Regions from separate parts of the Homo sapiens genome. Here all the other regions are linked to region 3. Evidence: chromatin loops called from intact Hi-C (ENCODE). Cell type or tissue: endothelial cell of umbilical vein. All regions are shown on one strand. Region 1 has its middle 80 kb from the start of LMO2. Region 2 has its middle 46 kb from the start of LMO2. Region 3 overlaps LMO2 (LIM domain only 2).

Region 1 (5,000 bases), 100 kb before region 3:
TACACGTTCAGCAGCAACCATACTTCAAGTACCCATGCAACCATTCTGTTTTTCACTTTTGGTAATGTTAAAATGGAAATGAGATATTCAACACTTTATTATAAAATTGGCTTCGTGTTAGATGATATTGCTTAACTGTAGGCTGATGTAAGTGTTCTGAGCATGTCTGAGTAGACTAGGCTAAGCTATGATGTTCAGTAGCTTAGGTGTACTAAATGCATTTTTAAAATTTATTATTTATTTATTTATTTATTTTGAGATGGAGTCTCGCTCCATCGCCCAGGCTGGAGTGCAGTGGCGCCATCGCCATTCACTGCAAGCTCCGCCTCCTGGGTTCACGCCATTCTCCTGCCTCAGCCTCCTGAGTAGCTGGGACTACAGGCCCCCGGCTAATTTTTTTTGTATTTTTAGTAGAGACGGGGTTTCACCTTGTTAGCCAGGATGGTCTTGATCGCCTGACCTTGTGATCTGCCCGCCTTGGCCTTCCAAAGTGCTGGGATTACAAGCCTGAGCCACTGCGCCCAGTTTTAAATGCATTTTTGACTTAGGATATTTTCAACTTAGTTTATCAAGATGTAACCCCATTGTAAGTAAGAAACATTTGCATTCCACAATAATAGTCATATGAAGATGGTACACTGTCCTAAAACAAGGGCTTTGTGGTTTTATTTTTTAATTTTTTACATTTTTAAATGTTTTTGAGATGGAGTCTTGCTGTGTCACCCAGGCTGGAGTGCAGTGGCATGATCTTGGCTCACTGCAACCTCCACCTCCAGGGTTCAAGCGATTCTCCTGCCTCAGCCTCCCGAGTAGCTGGGATTATAGGTGCATGCCACGATGCCTGGCTAATTTTTGTATTTTTAGTAGAGACGGGGTTTCGCCATGTTGGCCAGGCTGGTCTCAAACTCCTGACCTCAGGTGATCTGCCCACCTTGGCCTCCTAAAGTGCTGGGATTACAGGCATGAGCCACCATGCCTGGCCGGTAGTTTTATTTTAAAATTAACACGTGCTGTACCTTTACGGCAGAAAACTTAAAAAGCAGAGCAGAGAAAAACAACCACCACTCCAACAAAAAGATCGCAGCTGCTAACATTTTGGTTTGTGTCTTTTTGTTTTTTATTCTCCCAAGTATATGTACATCTTTTTCTATCTTTTCAAAATGTGATACTGTTCTACAGTATGCTTCCCCCTTCCTGGTTTTTTAAACTTAGCAATAGACTGTGAATCTTTCCCATGGATGAATTGCTTCTTAAAATAGATGTTCCATTGAAAGTAGCCATATCCTGGGCCGGTAGATTCGTTACTATTCTTTTCTTCTTCCTCTTTTTTTTTTTTTTTTTTTTTTTTTTTTTAGTTGAGACGGAATCTCGCTCTGTCGCCCAGGCTGGAGTGCGGTGGTGCGATCTCGGCTCACTGCAAACTCCGCCTCCCAGGTTCACGCCATTCTCCTGCCTCAGCCTCCCGAGTACCTGGGATTATAGGTGTATGCCACCACACCTGGCTAATTTTTGTATTTGTAGTAGAGACGGGGTTTCGCCATTTTGGCTAGGCTGGTCTCGAACTCCTGACCTCAGGTGATCTGCCCACCTCGGCCTCCTAAAGTGCTGGGATTACAGACATGAGCCACCACGCCTGGCCGGTGGTTTCATTTTAAAATTAACACGTGCTGTATGTTTACGGCAGAAAACTTAAAAAGCAGAGCACAGAAAAACAACTACCACTCCCAACAAAAAGATCACAGCTGCTAACATTTTGGTTTGTGTCTTTTTGTTTTTTATTCTCCCAAGTATATGTACATCTTTTTCTATCTTTTCAAAACGCGATATTGTTCTACAGTATGCTTCCCCCTTCCTGGTTTTTTAAACTTAGCAATAGACTGTGAACCTTTGCCATGGATGAATTGCTTCTTAAAATAGATGTTCCATTGAAAGTAGCCATATCCTGGGCCAGTAGATTCGTTACTATTCTTTTCTTTTTTCTTTTCTTTTCTTTTTCTTTTCTTTTCTTTTTTTTTTTTTTTGAGACGGAGTCTCGCTCTCTCGCCCAGGCTGGAGTGCAGTGGCGCGATCTCGGCTCACTGCAAACTCCGCCTCCCAGGTTCACGCCATTCTCCTGCCTCAGCCTCCCGAGTAGCTGGGACTACAGGCGCCCGCTACCACGCCCGGCTGAGTTTTTGTATTTTTTTTAGTAGAGACAGGGTTTCACCGTGTCAGCCAGGATGGTCTTGATCTCCTGACCTCATGATCCGCCCGCCTCGGCCTTCCAAAGTGCTGGGATTACAAGTGTGAGCCACCGCGCCCGGCCTCTTTTTTTTTTTTAAAGGTGCGGATGCCCATGGCTGTCCAAATCTGTGAAGCTCTGCACACTGCATTTCCTTCTTGGAAAATTAGCACGTGCATATTAGCATGTAGCAAGCTCTGCAAAGCCCTTTCGTAAACAAGCTCCTCGACTTTGATTAGATCAGTGTTTTCCAAACTGATTTAACACTGGAGCCACTTATTCTCATAACTCCTATTAATGTCTCAGGATTCATTTGGGGAAACACTGTTGCAGGCTGAAGCTTCTTTAAGAGGAAGGAGAAGGTCTTGTGCATTTTTGTTGTTTCCACGCTGCCTTACAACTGGGTTTTAAAGAAATTATGAAAAATGGGATTGGATTGATGAATTCACTTCTAACCAACAGCCACACACGTGTAACTTGGGGGCCAAGGTTAGAGGCTGGGGCTGCACTCCGGAGTGCCTCTCAGTGTAAAGCTAATTGGCCCCTTTGGGGGATGAACCTCTGAACTTGGCCTCGTTAGTGCCGGCACAGAACAGCTGAGTTGGTTTATCTGGTGCCATAAAATTGTTCTCTCACCCAGATTCTCATGCTGTCCTCCAGGTGGCAATGCTGGTTTGTCAACCTTCTGAGATAGCGCCTGATACTTGGGCCGAGCAAAGATGGAAATGGAAGGGAAGCAGATGCGGATGAGGAATGGAGTTGGGAGTGGAGTGATTATTGAAAATTAGAAGACACCCTGTCAGGTTTGCAGCTGACATGAAGCTGAAGCGCAGCCTCATACATTGGGTGTCCAGATTCAGATTTTAAGGAATCTTGAGGAACCAGTAAGCCACAAGTAAATATTACTAGCATTTATTGAGCACCAACTATGGGGCTTACAACGTGCCAGATCATTTCATTCATTGTTTCTTTTAATGCCCTCAACAGACCTATGAGGTAGGTCTTGGAGGTTGAAATAATGGAGCTGGAAATTGGACCTTGATTCCTAAGGCCTGGTATTGTATATGAGAGCTTTGCTAGACTGAAATAAGAGGATATTTACCAGGGATGAAACATGCAAAATGTTTATCCATCTATCTATCTATCTCTCTATCTATCTATCTATCTATCTATCTATCTATCTATCTGCCTATCTCTCATCTATCTCTCATTTCATTAGTGTAGGATGGGCCTGATAACATTTCATGAAATTAATACTAGGGTTTTTTTTTTTAAGTTAGCCACCTGCTAAATAAATCAGTTACAGTTCTGGACTGCATCCTTTAAATGACAACACTCAGATCAGGACAGTGGAGATATTTATTTCCTAGCTCTTCTTTTCATTCTCGTGGTCACTATGCAAGATAAACATGGCCACACTGAATGATCCCAGAGTGGCCGGCTTAAAGTCTAGTTGTAGCACTGAGTGGTTCTACTCAGTATAACTGTATCTCTATTATACTTGTCACCTAGGAAATGTTGAAATTATTTCCCTAAATGCCTCATTCTCCCAGTGGACCATGCGTTTCTTGAGGGAAGAAACCATGCCCTTCATTTCTGTATTCATAGGGCCTAGCAAAGTACCTGGTACATATTAATAGTAAGTCATTAGTAAAGCTTTTTTTGAGATAGGGTCTGGCTCTGTGGTCCAGGCTGGAGTGCAGTGGCACGATCTTGGCTCACTGCAACCTCTGTCTGCCAGGCTTAAGAGATCCTCCTGCCTCAGCCTCCTGAGTAGCTGGTACTACAGGCACACACCACCACACCTGGCTAATTTTTTTATTTTTAGTAGAGACAGGGTTTTGCCATGTCGCCCAGGTTGGTCTCAAACTGCTGAGCTCAAGCGATCTGCCTGCCTTGGCCTCCCAAAGTGCTGGGACTACAGACTGAGCCACCACACCCAGCAAGCAAAGTTTAAATGAATGGATGAGTAAGTAAATGAAAGCTGTCTCCTGCAGAAATGTAATCAGAGCATGAACTGATGAAGGAACTGAGGAAGCTTAGTCTAGCCTAGAATAAAGAAGACCTGAAGGAGCTAGAACTATCTTGCAAGATGTAAAAGGCTGTTATAGGCATGAGGTTGTAGTGCAAGTTTGTGCTTCTTCAAGTGGAAGGCCAAGGAAGGCCAGTCTCTTAAACAAACAAGAATCTAACAGCAATCGCCTTTCCATCTCCTGAACCAGAGGTGGGATGGCCATCAGGTGGGAATGTGGGAGAAGGAGTTTCTGCATCGTGTGTCAGGCTGAACAAGAGGCCACTCAGGCTTGCAGCGGTCTTGTCACCACTTTGTGCCAGTGCCCAGAATAGTGCTGGCCACATAGAAGGCACTTGATAAATATTTACTGAAGAAATGAATAAACAGTCTTCTACTAATTGAAGATTCATTCAACTAACATTTATTAAATTTTTCTGTGTGTTAGGTCTGTGCTTGGCTGCAGAGGCTGTTTCAGGTAAAAGGACTCAGTCCCATCCTAAGGGGGAGTGTATCATTCTGGTTGGAGCACCAGGTAGAGCTAGACTGTCTGGGTTTGAAATCCAGCCCTGCCAATTACTTTACTTTGTTATGCCTCAGTTTCCTCAACTATAAAACGGGAGTGAAAATAGCATTCACCCGAAGGAATTATTTTGATAACTAAGTGAATTAACACTTGGCATTAACCACTCAAATGTTAATGATTATCATGGTACAGACTTTCCAGCAGGGCCACAGGTAAGTTACTATTATGTGATGGATGCTTTG
Region 2 (5,000 bases), 67 kb before region 3:
CTGGGCTGAAGCAGGGTGGGGTTGGCCTGCCTTGGACCCTGCCTTGCAGAGGTTGGAACCAAAGCAGTGTGGCTGGCAGCATGTGTGAGCTCAGAGTCAGAAGTCTTGGGCTCATACCTGCCACTTACTAGTTGTGTGCTCTTAGGAAAGTCACTTTTCCTCTCAGAGCCTCAGTTTCTTCATCTGGTAAATGGCGATAAAAATACCTCTCTCAGAGCACTGTGGTCAGGATGAAATTAGATCTGTATGCAAAACACTTAGTGTAGTCACTAGCACGTAGAAAATGCTCAATGCTCAATATATGGTAGCAAAAGGAGGTAAGTTTGCCAAAGAGAGCACGAAACCCCACTGACAGGCTCTCAGCCCCAGACAGGGCAGATCTCGCACTGCCCCAGAAATGCTTCTGGGACCCAATGTGTTTCAGGAACTGTCTGCCAGAACCAGAGTCCCCAGACATTGGGAATATTCAGCAAGCTCTGTAAGGGCAGAGACCATGTTGATTTTGTCCTACATCCAGTACCAGTGTATCAGTTTCTTATGGCTGCTATAACAAATCACCACAACCTTAGGAGCTTAAGACTGTGCAAGTTGGCTGGGCACAGTGGCTCACGCCTGTAATCCCAGCACTTTGGGAGGCCGAGGCAGGTGGATCACCTGAGGTCAGGAGTTCGAGACCAGCCTGACCAACATGGTGAAACTCTGTCTCTACAAAAAACACAAAAATTAGCTGGGCATGGTAGCGGGTGCCTGTAATCCCAGCTACTTGGGAGGCTGAGGCAAGAGAATCACTTGAACCCCAGAGGCAGAGGTTGCAGTGGGCAGAGATTGCGCCATTGCTCTCCAGCCTGGGCAACAAGAGTGAAACTAAGTCTCAAACAAACAAACAAACAAACAAACAAAAACCCAGTGCAAATGTATTATGTTAAGTTCTGCAGGTCAGAGCCTAAAATGGGTGTCATGGGGCTAAAATCAAGGTGTTGATGGGCTGCATTTATCTGGAGTCTCTGGGAGAGAATCTGGAGGTTATCTGAACTCCTTGGGTCCTTGCTATTGTATAACATAGCATATCCACAGGTTCTGCGGATTGGAATATGAACGTTTTGGGGGAGCCATTATTTTGCCCCTTCCTCCAGCTTCAAAGTCAGCAGTATATATCTTCCAACTGGACTCTGATTCTTGTTTATAAGGACGCTTGTGATTGTATTGGGCCCACCTGGATGATCCAGGATGCTCTCCCCATCTCAAGGCCAGCGGATTAGCAACCTGGTTCTATGTGTAAACTTACTTCTCCCTCACTGTTGTATAACATAACATATCCACAGGTTCTGGGGATTGGGATTGGAATTTTGAGGGAACCATTATTTTGCCTGCCACACCTAGTATGAAGGAAAGTAGAGAAAATGCCAGATCAGAACACCGACTGTGCACTTATTTCGGACTGAGCATCCTGCCAAGGAAGGCCAGTGGATCTCACAGTCTACGCCAGGACACAAAGCATTCACTTGTGAGGATAGTCATGAGCACATTACAAGCTGTTACGACTTAGAGAGTGCTGACAGTTACAAAAGTCCTTAGGATGCAAAGAATCTCTGGTCAGTGCTCAACAAATTATTATATTTATTCAGCAAATATTCTGAGCATCAGTTAGGTGCAAAGTGCCAAGGAGGCAGAGATGAGTAAGATTACTATCCCTGCTCTCGAGGAACTTGTAGGCTCAGGAAAACCTCCTGGAAGAGGTAAGGATGGAGCCAGGATTGAATACAGGAGAAGGTTCAGGTGAGGGGAGAGCATGATGGTTGTGTGAGGTAGTACACATGGTGGTTTCGAGGGGAGAATCTGCAGCCAGGACTGCCTGGGTCTGGAGTCTGGCTGTGCGGTACACTGTGTGACCTTTGGCGAGTTTCTTAACTCCCTTATGCCTCAGTTGTCTCATTGAAAAGTGGTAATAATAATAGTAGTATTGTCACAGGGTCATTTTGAGGATTACAGGATTTAATATACGTGAAGTGCTTAGAGCAGTGCCTGGCACATTGCAAGCACCATGTAAGTGTTAACTAATATGATTATCTCCCTTTTATCCTTTTCTTAGTCTTACAATAGCAAGGAAGGAGTGAGGGATATTTCAGCAGGTCCTGGAAAGGAGACAGTTATGACAACTCATGGTCTCTGGTAAGAATGTTGGGGGTAGAATTTTCTGTTTTGAAATCTCCCAGCCAGGTGCCGTGGCTCATGCCTGTAATCAAGCACTTTGGGAGACCGAGGTAGATGGATCACTTGAGCCCAGGAGTTCGAGAGCAGCTTGGGCAACATGGTGAAGCCCCATCTCTATTAAAAACACAAAAAATTAGCTGGGCATGGTGGCATGTACCTGTAGTCCCAGCTACCTGGGAGGCTGAGATGGGAAGAGAGCTTAAATCCAGGAGAGAGAGGTTGCAGTGAGACTTGATCACACAACTGCATTCTGGCCTGGGTGATGGAGTGAGACCCTGTATAAAACAACAAAAACAACAACAACAAAAACCTAAAGTGAGAAGAAAAAAAAAGTTTTAACTTTTGGCTGCTGGGTAACAAATTGTCTTCATGCAGATTTCCTTATGATCTTCTCATATAAATGGACCAAGAGACACCGAGTTTGATCTGAGCAGCTACAACTTGCCCCAAGTAGGCCAACCTTAGGGTTGTGATGTGTGGGGGTTGTTGTGGGTTGGGGAGAATCAGGAGAGCCAGGAGCTCCAAGCCCAGGCTGGAGCAGGGGGCCCAGATTCCCTGGGAATACATCCCCTTCGGCCACTGGAATCTTTTACCAAACAGATCTGGAAACATCATCCTGGTCCTAAGTACTCACTCTTCCTTAAGCTCAGGGCTAATGGTTGATGAGTGAGCAAACGTCTCCGTTATCACAGAGGGCTAAAACTGGATTTGTTTAAAGCGTTTTCTCTTTGGAGGTGCAGTAATTGCTCTCCGATCAGACAGGAAGTCCTATTGCTCGAAAGGAGCCAGTGTTATCAAGAGAAAACACATCAGCGCCCGTCCTCTCGGGAAGGGAATTGTGAGTAATCAACAAGGCTCCTCTCCAGCTGGCCGTGGGGCCTTTGTTCAGACGCGACAGGTCAGGGAAAGTTTGAGCAGGCAGTGCTTTTAAGGGGTGGTGGCAATTCCAGTTCTTTCTCTTCATATTTTCCTCCCCAGGGGACAGGCTTTCCCCAGGGAAAGGGACTAACCTGGTACATTGTTCTGAAGCCATCAGACAAATCTGATTACATCACTCTCCCACTTGAAACTCTTCAAGGGCACCCTCGTTGCCTTCAGGATCAAGTCCAATTCCTTAATCTGGTCTATGAGGCCCTTTATCACCGGGGCTTGAGGGCACACCTCTCCCTCCTGCTGTATCTATCATCACTCCCAACCAGCTCTCTTCCTGGCCCCCAGTCCGCTCAGTGCCTGGAATGTACTCTCATCATGCCTGGAGCACCATCTCTACATGCTGTGGTGTGCTGGGTCTAAGACACTGCCCATCCATTCAGAACACACATGCAGACATGAGAGGGAAGTCTTGTGAAAGTGGAAAAATGAATGAGACAGACCTGACTGTGACAAACTTCTGCAAACCAGCCTCCAAAACCCTAGTAGCTGATCTCAGCAAGGCTTTTTGTGTGTTATTATTCTAGTCTGTGTGCTTCTTGAGGATAGGAGAAACTTCCAAGACCTCCATGTCACTCACCAGAAGATACTACTGATGGTAATAATAAGACTGACAGTAGACGTTTTGTAAGTGCTACAACTAGTAAGTATCATTCACTGAGCATGTACCATAAGCCAAGCTATACTGAAGAACTGAAGACTTCATGTGTGTGCCTTATCTTATTTAATCCTCGCAATGACTCTATAAGGTAGGTTTTTTTTTTGTTGTTGTTTTTTTGTTGTTGTTGTTGTTGTTTTTTGACAGGGTCTTGCTCTGTCACCCAGGCTGGAGTGAAGTGGTGTGATCATGGCTCACTGCAGCCTCAATCTCTCTGACTCAAATGATCCTCCCACCTCAGCCTCCCGAGTTGCTGGGACCACAGGTGCATGCCACCACACACACTCAGCTAATTTTAACTTATTATTATTATATCTTTTAGGGATAAGGTTTCACTCTTTTGCCCATGCTGGTCTTGAACTCCTGGATTCAAGCAATGAGTTAGGCAAATATGCCCATTTTATAGATGAGGAAGTTAAGGCTTACCAAGGTGACCATTTGCTCAGGGTTATGCCGCTAACAGTGGTGGAACAGATACACATATCCAGGTTTGTCTAAGCCCAGACCCACCTAGAAGTTGAATTCCAGACCCATACTGCTTCCTACGTGTAGACACATGCATGGAGGGTCCAGGAGGCAGAGCTGCTGCAGGGCTGGGAGGCCCCAGGAAAGGCAGGACAGACATGATCAGGGTAGGGCGTCTTTTGTTTGGCTTTACTTCAAACAAAGACAACAGCAGGGAAACTGAAGCCCCCAGCTTCCCTTCTCTGAAGACCAAAGCAAGGCCAAAAATAGGAGAGACAGGAAACATTTGATCCCAACGTGTCAAACAAACATAAATATCCTGTCAATTTTGCCATCAGGGAATGTCTGAGAACAGCTGCCACGCAGGGGCTAGGTAAGAGGTCGGCCTGCCGAGCTGTGCCCAGCCAGGCCCTCTCAAGTTGCCATGGGTCTGGGGTCTGTTGTCACATTGGACAGCAGGGCATCCAGGATGCTTTGAGATTGCTGTTGCCAAAAGAATGCACCTTGCTGCCCTCCAACGACAGGAGGCCCCAGCTGCTGGCTCCACAATCCATCACTGTGTGCTCCAAGGCCCGGTCTCCCGCAAGCTGCTTCCAGATGACAGAATGCAGCAGAGAGGCTAAAGCAGGCCTGTTCCTGGAAGACACCGGACTCCTCTGATAGCCAACTTTGGCTCAAGGACTCCGTGATGGCCTTTCTGAGCCTTCCTTAGACTGCAGTACAGTCTAAGTTGCCT
Region 3 (5,000 bases):
GATGGACCGCCTGAGGTCAGGAGTTTCAGACCAGCCTGGCCAACATGGTGAAACCCCGTCTCTACTAAAAATACAAAAAATTAGCTAGGCGTGGTGGCGAGCGCCTGTAATCCCAGCTACTCGGGAGGCTGAGGCAGGGAAAATCGCTTGAACCCAGGAGGCAGAGGTTGCAGTGAGCTGAGATCGCACCATTGCACTCCAGCCTGGGTATCAGAGCGAGACTCCATCTCAAAAAACAAACAAACAAACAAATAACACCCAAGCAGATGCAAACAGGTCATTTAGTCACCACGATAATGAACGTTAAAATGGAAAACACTTACATGTTTTATTTAGGAGAAGAAGGGGGTGAGGTGAAGGAATCCTGTTTCCTGCTTTTAAAAAACAGGAAATAGTTTCCAAATTTGGGTGGGCAATTCTTATTTTAAACCCCCATTTCACCTTTAAATTTAATTTCAAGCTCTTTTAAAATTATCTTAATGATGCCCTTTACTATAACATAGCAGCTGCCATTTATGAGTGCTTACTATATACCAGTTGCTTTTCATGCAAGCAACTTCATATCTGTTATTACCCCCATGCCATTACAAATCTATGTGCCACCCTTTTGTGCACTAACTCATATAATCCCCACAATAACTTAGGCAATAGGTTCTGTCGTCTCCATTTTACAGATGAGGATACTGGGAGTTTATTTGTTTGTTTGTTTATTTATTTTGAGACGGAGTCTCACTCTGTCACCCAGGCTGGAGTGCAATGGCGCGATCTCTGCTCACTGCAACCTCTGCCTCCTGGGTTCAAGTGATTCTCCTGCCTCAGCCTCCCGAGTAGCTGGGGTTACAGGCATGTGCCACCACACCTGGCTAATTTTTGTATTTTTAGTAGAGATGGGGTTTCACCATGTTGGGCAGGCTGGTCATGAACTCCTGACCTCAAGTGATCCACCCGCCTCGGCCTCTCAAAGTGCTGGGATCGCCTCGGCCTCTCAAAGTGCTGGGATTACAGGTGTGGGCCACCGAGCCCGGCCAGGATACTGGGAGTTTAAATTCCTGCTGTGAGCCCAGGTTGACACAGCTGGTCAAGGATGGGTTAGAATCCAGGTAGTCTGACTCCAGAGCTACTACCGCATACTGCCTCCTCAGATTAAATAATTTTCCTAGGACATGCTAACTGATAAGTAAGAGTCTAAATCAAACCCAGGCAGTTGGGTTCCAAAATTCCAGCGTTTAACCACCACATTGACTGGTTATAAGTAGGTAAACTGTTCATCACAACCTATATATTTATTTTCATTTCTGTTAGAAATGAAAGTAGTGTGGTAGGTTACATATTTATCACATAGTTTAGGCTTGCCTAAATTCTAAGTATTTTCTTTTTTAAATTAAAAACAAGGGTCTATCGGAAAAAAAAAAACCCAACTTTTTTTTTTTTTTTTTTTTTTGAGACAGGGTCTCACTCTGTTCCCCAGACTGGGGGGCAATGGTGCGATCATGGCTCACTGCAGCCTCAACCTCCTGGGCTCAAGCAATCCTCCCACCTCCGCCTCCCGAGTAGCTAGGATTTCAGGCAAGCACCACCACGCCCAGCTAATTATTTTTATTTTTTATTTTTTGTAGAAACGGGGTCTCACTGTGTTGCTCAGGCTAGCCTGGGTCTCCCAAAGTGCTGGGATCACAAGCATGAGCCACCGAGCACAGCCGAAAAAGTCTTTTTGTATACTGAAGTCTCCACTAGGACAAAAATTTGCTCTTAAGGCTTCCTTTGGGACACACACACACACACACACACACACACACACACACACACAGCTTTTGATTATACCCATTAGGGACCCAAGCCTTGGGACACAGGGACCAGAAAATGACAAGAGCATGCAGGCAGTAGTAAACTCTGGTTATCCTTAAAATGGGAACAGAAATGTATGCCTATGATCCAGACTGATCATATAAAACCATGGATCCTGAAAGTACGTTCCCTCTTTACAAGCCTTAATGACTGGCATCACGCACAAATAGGCCTTTCAGCTTCTGAACGCAGATATTTTCAAGGAACTCTGAGGCCCAGGAGAGCCTAAGTTTTTCTCCACGGAAGGGCAAACTACTAGCCTCCCCCGCTTCCCCTCTGCGTTCCTGCCTCTTTCTAGAAGGAGGCTGAGAGGGGGAAGCCTGAACCCCCAAATCAAGTCCGCCTTCTTTCTCTGTGCCTGACCCAGGGCAAAATAATCTCTCTGATCCTGTTCTTGACCATTGAAAAAGCACTTTCTCTGGTCGGGATACTACTGGCACTTTACATGGGGGGCAGTTTAACCGCAGGAGTCCGCTTTCTGAAAGGTGCAGAGGGAGGGGATTCCGCCACCAGCCGACTGAGAGGAGCCCCGGCCCCGCGTGGTCCCTCCCAGCCACCCTCCCTCTGGGATTAGCTGCCCTGGCTCTGCTCTAGGCGTCCCCAGCCCGTGCAGTCCCGGCTGGCGCACCACCATCGCCTCTGCAGAGCGCGGCCGCAGCCCGGAGCCCGCAGCCCGGAGCCCGCAGCCTGGGGCCCGCAGCCCGTAGCCCGCAGCCCGCAGAGCCGCGCTGTCCGGGGCATCCCAGTGCACGGCGTCCGTGGACCTGGGACCTCGAACCTGGGACGGGCGGAAAATCCACTGGGAACACTTGCATTTCTGTAGGTGCTTATTTCACATTCTTGTCTTTTCTTGCTTGCTCGAGCTGTTCGTGGGTTACTTTCTGCCTTAGTTAAACCAAAAGGGAAAGGCGGAAGAGGGGAAGCCCTGAAGAATGATTTAGTGGTTGCCCAGCCTCCTTTCCAAGGAGAGGTGTTCGCTGAGCGGCTCTCCCCGTCCCCGACACTGGCCCCTTTAAGAAGCCAAGTCAGTCCTGATGCTGCTGTTTGTATTGCTAATCCCCAGGAGCCCCGTTTAAAAAAAAAAAAAAAAAAAGGAAGAAAAAAGGGGAGGTGGGGGGACCGGGCAGCTGTCTCTTTAAATGTGATTTCCTTCTATTGTATTTGAATCGTGATCAGGAAAAAGGAAATGAAACCAGAGACAGAGGGAAGCTGAGCGAAAATAGACCTTCCCGAGAGAGGAGGAAGCCCGGAGAGAGACGCACGGTCCCCTCCCCGCCCCTAGGCCGCCGCCCCCTCTCTGCCCTCGGCGGCGAGCAGCGCGCCGCGACCCGGGCCGAAGGTGCGAGGGGCTCCGGGCGGCCGGGCGGGCGCACACCATCCCCGCGGGCGGCGCGGAGCCGGCGACAGCGCGCGAGAGGGACCGGGCGGTGGCGGCGGCGGGACCGGGATGGAAGGTTAAGTCCTGAGCAGCAGCAGCAGCTGCAGCCGCCTGGAGCCAGGCTGCGCGCCCCGGCCCCCGCCTCGGCCGCGGCGCGCCCGCAGCCCGGTGATTCGCTCTCTCTCTTTGGCGTTTGAAGGGAGCGCGGTGACTGTCCTTGAGCGCGGAGGGGCGAGCTCGCCGGCGGAGCGCCGGAGCAAGCGGAGGCGCAGGAGCGGCGGCGACGGCGGCGGCGGCGGCGGCGCCCGAGCACCCGAGGGGGTCCGAGCCCCGGCAGCCGGCCAGCCCCGCGCCACAAAGGGAGCGCCCCCGCCGCCCGGCACCCCGCCTCCCTCCCCAATGTCCTCGGCCATCGAAAGGAAGAGCCTGGACCCTTCAGAGTAAGTGCGGCCCCCCTGCCCCTGCCACCCCCGGTGTCCACGGCCTCGCGTCCCGGAGCGTCGGGGGGACCCGGGCGGCCCGCGAGGGGGCTCCAGGTGCGCGCTCGCGGCGTGCCCTTGGCCCCCTGTGCCGAGCGCTGGGCTCCTCCTTCCTCCCGGGTGATTCCGGGGGCTCTGGGAGAGGGACTGGGCGGCGGGCGGCAGGGACAGGGGTCGGCCCGGCGCCTCTGCGGGCCACTCCAGGCTACTGGGACGCTCCCCAAAGCCACCACGGGCCAGAAAGTTTGCACGGGAGCAGGCACGAGGAGAGCCTGGAGGCGCGCAGGTGCAGTCCGGAGAGCGTTCTGGGCTTGACTCTGCTCCCTTCTTCCCTCTCCTTCTCGGTCCTTTCTCTTTGTCCATTTGGTCTTGGAAAGGGGAACATTCCAAGTGGCGGCCTCCGGGGTCCCCAACGGCCGCCTTCCCGGTCCGCAGGTGGAGCCGCTGCCAGCCTTGCGGATAACGGGCGGGTGAGGGGTCCGACCGTCCACCTCGGAGCTGGCTCTGGGCCTCCAGGGATTTCTAGAGCAGCGAAATCCGGAGTAAATCTGAGTAGGTGTACCCCTCCTCGGGGTCCACCGATGGGGACATGTGAACCTCGAAAGTTAATGCACCATTTTGTGTATAGGTGAATTATTCTGGGGAGTAGAGTCTCGTAGTTTTTAGCAGAGTCTTAAAAGGGTTTGGGGTCAGGGAACCAGAGCTCTAATGAGCATTGGCCGCATCTGTTTTCTGAGCCGCGTACTGGTTTGGAATGTTTTTCTATCCCTCACCCATTCTTCAGCGTTAACATGGGGAGTAAGGGGTGTTTAAGATATCATTTTCCTGTCAACGCAAATGCCCTTTTAAGAGTCATTAGCTGTCTGGTTTTGAGAATTTTTATTCCTTTGAAGTCCCCCTCTAATCCTTTGAAGGGATTTGTTACACAAGACCAAAGGAGCTGGTTAATGACTTGTCCATTTGTGCTTTTAAGAGACATTTGTTTTGTTTTTTCTTTTCCTGCTTTAAAAGAATTGTGCTTTCCTGCTTGAAATACCGCACACACACACATACACCCTTCAATTTCGGCTTTCTATGGTGTTTATTTACCTGGGTTTTACCCTCAGTTACCAGCATAAAAGCTCAACATATTCTCATAAAACACAGGAAGTACCACCATCCAATGAGAATATAAACATCACTATTCAGTCTTGAAGGTTAAGACACCAGTTCTGTAATGAGCTAGGTTTGTTATAACAAAAACCCCCACTTCCTTCAACAAATTCTCAGGAGAAAAATAACATTCCTTTTTAAAAGTA

Evidence for each region. Peaks named below come from ENCODE experiments on the same cell type or tissue, not always from the same donor. Only the 100,000 strongest peaks of a DNase experiment are listed, where the experiment ranks them.
Region 1: it touches region 3 in a loop (4-fold over the local background); 15 of 110 quality-filtered maps call a loop at or near these places.
Region 2: it touches region 3 in a loop (4-fold over the local background); 24 of 110 quality-filtered maps call a loop at or near these places.

The regions. Positions count from the first base shown.
Region 1 is chr11:33,969,093-33,974,092 of GRCh38, reverse strand. No RefSeq gene overlaps it. Among named protein-coding and RNA genes, the nearest start is that of LMO2, 80 kb to the right of the region's middle. RefSeq lists silencers at 2,737-3,031, 4,177-4,471. In endothelial cell of umbilical vein, a CTCF peak has its summit at 2,877 (motif pointing right); a DNase peak (open chromatin) is centred at 2,902.
Region 2 is chr11:33,935,490-33,940,489 of GRCh38, reverse strand. No RefSeq gene overlaps it. Among named protein-coding and RNA genes, the nearest start is that of LMO2, 46 kb to the right of the region's middle. RefSeq lists a cis regulatory region at 2,772-3,519. In endothelial cell of umbilical vein, no CTCF peak of the experiment used is centred here; a DNase peak (open chromatin) is centred at 3,069; H3K27ac peaks cover 1,957 bases.
Region 3 is chr11:33,868,009-33,873,008 of GRCh38, reverse strand. It overlaps LMO2 (LIM domain only 2), which reads left to right. Exons shown (of 6, transcript NM_005574.4): 3 at 3,022-3,299; 4 at 3,423-3,663. The coding sequence starts at 3,293. Among named protein-coding and RNA genes, the nearest start is that of LMO2, 22 kb to the left of the region's middle. RefSeq lists silencers at 2,387-2,626, 3,057-3,476, 3,497-3,576, 3,767-3,846. In endothelial cell of umbilical vein, no CTCF peak of the experiment used is centred here; DNase peaks (open chromatin) are centred at 1,948, 2,888 and 4,778; H3K4me3 peaks cover 2,954 bases; H3K27ac peaks cover 1,503 bases.